Linked DNA regions of Mus musculus: region 1 is linked to region 2. The links are chromatin contacts, found by Hi-C or POLR2A ChIA-PET in ENCODE. All regions are on one chromosome and are shown on one strand. The core of a region is the stretch at or near the end of the contact, and the rest is flanking DNA. Distances in the headings are between cores, read along the strand shown.

What was found. A loop is a pair of places that touch in the nucleus more often than their neighbours do. ChIA-PET counts read pairs that join two places held with the same protein, here RNA polymerase II (POLR2A).
Region 1: a loop to region 2 is called in a map of regulatory T cell, with 2.0 times the contacts of the local background. The contact joins the promoter of 4930522L14Rik here to the promoter of Crlf2 in region 2. A Hi-C loop is called at or near these places in 1 of 37 maps with a recorded cell type or tissue (regulatory T cell). POLR2A ChIA-PET finds 5 or more read pairs at or near these places in 1 of 5 experiments (embryonic stem cell).

What each region holds. Positions count from the first base shown.
Region 1 is chr5:109,795,319-109,798,020 of GRCm38, forward strand. It overlaps 4930522L14Rik, which reads right to left and starts at 1,251. Exons shown (of 3, transcript XM_011249625.2): 1 at 865-1,251.
Region 2 is chr5:109,557,450-109,560,248 of GRCm38, forward strand. It overlaps Crlf2 (cytokine receptor-like factor 2), which reads right to left and starts at 1,544. Exons shown (of 8, transcript NM_016715.4): 1 at 1,356-1,544; 2 at 69-165. The coding sequence starts at 1,434.

The DNA of each region.
Region 1 (2,702 bases), core at 1-2,500, 240 kb after region 2:
GACATGGGGACCTCAGGGAAAGCATTGCTGGATCAGGCCTACACTCAATGCAATGGTTGTGGGTTTTTCTGTTTTGTTTTGTTTTGTTTTGTTTTTTTAAGTTTTCAAATGGTTGTCACTAGATGTCATCTAGCCAGTGTGGCAGAACTATGCTTTTCTCAAGAAGAAAACTGAACCTTATGGCACAAGAGGCCTTGCTGTTGGTTATGATCCTGTAATACCCCACTGAGCAGCTGGTTAGAGGCCTGCTCTTTGATAAGGAGATGGGCCTAGTGTCAGATTATGAATCGTTTGTTTCCTTTGTTATGAATTCTAGACAATGCTGGTGAACAAGCATGTGTACCCTAGCATCCTAACCTCTAACTGCCCTGGCTGGCATAGTACTTATCTGTGAGGTGTGAGGCAGTCCTCCCTCAGCTAAATTCTACTTGGTGTGCCTTACTATTTCCTAAGCTTTACTAAATCCTTTACATCATCAATTCTACTCTTTAACATCACAGCTTGACATTGAATTGCTACCCAGCACAAGAGATGCCTTTTACAACCTCCACAAAATGAACTCCAAATGGATTGTCCACCTTAATCTCAAGTGCTAAGAACAGAACTTGTAGAAAGTCCTGGACTCTCTGAGTTTGGGATCACGCCAAAGATCTCTCTACACACAGGCCAAATGATCTGCACACGTGCAGCCCCCACAGCGAAGTTATTCAGACGCTACAGCTGGGTCACGCGAATGGCTAGGACCACAGGGGACCTCACAGGTGGCCGCGGAATCCCACGCAGTCCCAGGAAAGACCCACCGCAGCAGCTCGCGCTGCTCAGACCCCGGTTTCTCCCCATTGTTTTCAGTGACCCTGTACTCACCATGTCGCAACTTCGGAGCTTGCCTGAACACCCTAAACAGCATCCAGCGGCAGGACAGAGCACAGAACAGGGGACAAATCAAGTCAGCTCAGCAACTAAGCAAAACAGGCGCCACTGCACCCGGAAAAACCCGCCTTCCTTTTGATTTGCAGTTCCGCCGAGAGACTCTGATTGGCCAACAAGTCTTGAGTGACTGGAGCACCTCCCTTAGGGTTAGAGTGTGCTGAAGATACAACGTGTAGAGGTTCTCAGCCCAACAAGCTGCAAGTCCAGACCTGCAGCATTTTCCAATTCTGTAGTATTTGTGTCGATCCTCCAATAGGCAACCCATGTGTCTCCCCGCGCAGCCCCAGGGAAGCCCAACCACTTCCCTGTCATTGTTCCACTGCTTGCTCCTCCCCTAGGTAGGCAGTGACCCTATGATCGCCAGGGCCTGATGTCAGCCAGAGCTTCAATCACTCACTAGGTTGTTTGCCTTCTTCCTCCTTGAATCAAGGTAGGGAGCTTACATAGCCCATTACTCAACTTGCAGGGGATTTATCAATCTGTCCCACAAGCGAAAAGGTGCCCAGAATATTAACAATTAAATTGTGTCATGGGCAAACAATAGTTCTGTTTTCTTGCTGTTGGGATTGAGACCCAGGAACAGAGGCTGATCTGCATATTATTAACAAACCAAAGGAGCCATCCACCTGCCATGGGCAAACTGGGTTTACCTGAAACCTGAACTGGAAATGAATAGGTATTGGGGTGAGAGAAGAATGAAGCCAAGCAAAGGTTCTGATCAAGGCTCAAAGTTTAATAATAAGGTTTGCGTTTATAAAGGGAAAACCTACAAAACCCATCCCCCTCTTCAGCTGCAGTATGTTGTAGAGCAATGTCAGTGCAGGCAGCCAAAACAGCTAAGTTCCCATGAGAACCTGCAACTGCAACAAAGACAGATGTCTCTGTCCTGGGTTGTCATGGCGAATGTTCAAGGTCTGCTCAAGGCTGGGAAGGTTAGAGCTGGGCCTCCAGGTTCTCCCAGCAGTCCTCAGTCTCCACCTGTTACAGGGCAAGGTTGGCAGACCCCACCTTGTACCTTGAACTCCCAGCCCAGCGGCCAGGCTTTCCCTTCCTAGAAGCCCTTTCTACATAATCCAGACATTTTGTACTCTTTGTGTCTCTGTTTCTGTCTCGATCTCTCTCCCCTTTCTTCCCTCTCCAGTCTTTCTCCCTCCTTCTCCCTCCACTTCCCCTCCCAATCCCTACTCCCCTGCATTTTTCTCTCCCAGCTTGTCTTGCTGGCTTTTTCTCGCCACCTCTGCTCCTTATTCTCCCATCCCATAACTTCTCTGACCTCCTTGGGACTAGTGAACTCTCTACTTCCTTGGGATCAGTGAATCCTCTAGAGAGCTACCCCTAATAAACCGGAAAATACTCTAATTTCACTTGGGTTGAGTCCTTCACGCTGGGCTTAGGTAAAGTGCAGCTAGTTTTCAGCTGGTAGGTATGTGAACCCTGGGAGACAAACAGGAACCAGATGACAAACCCTGTGGAGCACTGCTGTTAGCCAGCACACCTTCCTCCGTGGGAAGGTGAACACACATTCGCACATAGAACTGTATTAGTGAAGGTTCTCTAGATGAACAGACCTGATAGGAGGAATCTAGGTATGTACAAAGTGGATTTATTGGAATATTTCACAGGCTGTGGTCCAACTAGTCCAACGATGGCTAACTTAGCACGTGTAGAAGTAGGAAACCTAGATGTGAACTTATCCAGACTCCCGCAGTAAAATCCCAGTGCTTCCTTTCTTGAAGGAAATCACTGCCTTGGAATTGACTCCTATTCTCACC
Region 2 (2,799 bases), core at 294-2,793:
ATATATCATTCAATGATTCCGACAGGAAGTCACAGACCAGAAGTTCTGCCCCGCCCCCCTTCACTCACCGGAACTCCAGGCTCAAGTTGGCGCCGTGGTGGTCGGGGCCCGAGCCCCACGTGACCTCCACCGTCTCCAGGTCATGGCAGACGACTGTGACATCACCTGCGGGGGCAGGGCGGGGATCAGGGGAGCAGCCCGTGACGTCAGCGCGTTCCAGAAGAGCCATCGCAGCCATTTCCCTGACTCAGACCCTTGGCTAGGGCGCTGGGAGCAGGCCGGGCCTCATTTGCATATGCACTAGGCAGGGGAAGACAGAGGAAGACATTCTGGCTCGTACGCAAATATAGGGAATGAATATGTAAACGAGAGGCCCAAGAACTGTAGCGGTGGGCGACACCTCATTTGCATATTCACAAACAGAGAAAAGGAAAAGGATTGGGGGCTCATGAATATGGAAAGCGCTTCTCGAATATGCAAATGAGCAGCTAGCAAGTCGGAGCCTCATTTGAATATACATGATCGCAAAGAAAGCGGTAGGGAAGCGGGGCTCACCACTATGCAAAGCGACCAATGGATACACAAATGAGCAGGCAGTGAACCAGAGTGGAGATGGACTGGGGAAGCATTCTTTGCATATTCATGAGGGGAAAAGGATGGAAGACTTTGTGGCTGGTGCATATGAGAATAGCAGTATATGATGAGGAGCGGGCAGATTCAATTTCGGAGATCTGAGGTCTCATCTGCATATTCATGATCAGGGACGTTGGAGCAAGACGTTGAGGCTTGTGCATATGTAAATCGTGGGGAAAATATGCAAATGCATAGTGATCCATATGGACAGGGCATCAATTCTATATTCATGAGGGGATGGAAGACAGAAATACATCGCTCATGAATATGTGTATCTCCCGATGGATATGCAAATGAGAAGCGATGAGTGAGAACTCGGTAGGGGCGAAGCGTTATTTGCATATAAGCGGGAAAGCTGTATATGAATATGCAAAGAAGGAGCGGCCCAGAGGCCTTATTTGCATATTCAGGAGGAGGAGCGAGATTGTGGCGGCAGCACTATGCTAATGAGGTCAAGGCGGGGTTTAGGTCTCATTTGCATATTACTGAGGAGAAAGCGCCGAGCGTAGGGGGGGAGGGCGGGGCTCATGCATACGCAAAGATCAAAATGAATATGCAAACGAAGCGCTATCCGATCGCCCTTAGGAGGGCCAGAGGCCTTATTTGCATATTCATGATGGGACGAAAAGCAATGATGGGACGAAAAGCAACTTGGTAGCTCTTGCTCGGGCCCCGCCCACCGCGGCGATTGACAGGCAGCCCCGCCCCCGCTCACTCCTCACCCCGTGACGTCACCGCCGCCGCCGCCGCTGCCGCCGCAAGGAGCCGAGGCAGGAGGATGACCGCGAGTGCCCATGCCATGTCGCCGGCGGGGCCGCGGACGCTGCAGTGATTGACAGCTGGTTCGGTCCGAGCCGGTCCGAGTCGAGGGCGCCCAGGCCGCTTAGAGCCGAAAACGGGAAGCCGGGGGCGGGGGTTGGGGCGACGGGGCGGGGCCACGGCAATAAACGGATGCGGCGACTCACCGACATGGGCGTGGCCCGGCTTCCTCTTCCCATCAATCACCCGGATAGGGGGAAGCGGGGGGGGGGCGGGGGGGGGGGGGTGGACTCCGCGTGCGCCCCGACCACGCCCCTCGCGGCCTGTCCCCGCCCCCAAACCTCCAAGGCCCCGCCCCCGCCCATCTAATCTGCCCGGCTCTTGTGGTGCTTTTTAAGGCTTACTTGTAAATAATAAAAATTGTGTGTCTTTTATCCAAAAACAGAAGGGAGGTGTTGCTCCCATATGTCTGTTCCTCTCTACTTCTTTGTTCTGTCATTTGGTTGCACATTGACCTCACCAAGATGGAGGTGGCTGGCCATCGTGTGACTTTCTGTTCCAGGTCACTTCTGCTTCTCCCTTTCCCAGTCTCTAGGTGGCCCAGCACAAAAGTAAATCGCTTTGTTGAAACTTAAATGGTATGTAAATATTAGATAATAGTGAACATATCTTTTTCTTTGTCTTAACAAAAGTCGTACTTAATCATACAAAGATTTTAAGTAATATACAAATTTGAACTTACAAACAGGGCAGCACTGTGCATTGTTACACCAATTACTAAAGTTTGGTGGAAAATGGTTTCATTCATAAGGACACAAACCTGAAGATGTTGAGAACCGGGGATCTCAATTGAGAAATGGCTACCATCATATTGACCTGTGGTTTTGTGAGTAAGCCATGTACTTAATTAATGATTAATATAAGGTTACCCTACTTTCTGTGAACAGTGACACCTCTAGGTGCGTTGTTCTTGTGATTTTGAGGCCAGCCTGGTCTACAAAGTGAGTTCCAGGACAGCCAGGGCTACACAGAGAAACCCTGTCTCAAAAAACCAAAAAAAAAAAAAAAAAAAGAAAGAAAAGAAAGAAAGAAAGAAAAAAGAAAGGGCACTGCAGCCCTTCCAGTCGGCACCAGCTCCGGGTCACCTTGTGCACAAACTCTGCAGACGGTCCCATGGTCCCCAGAGGACTCTCCACACAATCTTAGGATCACTGGTGAGTGGAACAAAACATCTGTTCCTGCTGCAGACAAACCTCAATTGGGTCATCGATCTGCAGGGAACGAGGTTCCAGTACTTACAGGCAAGCAAGGAGTTGGCATGGATAACAAATAAATATGGACACAAGGGAGTGTGTATCTGGATTATTTTCTCAAAGCAAGCACCAGTCTTTTTGTTTGGTTGGTTTT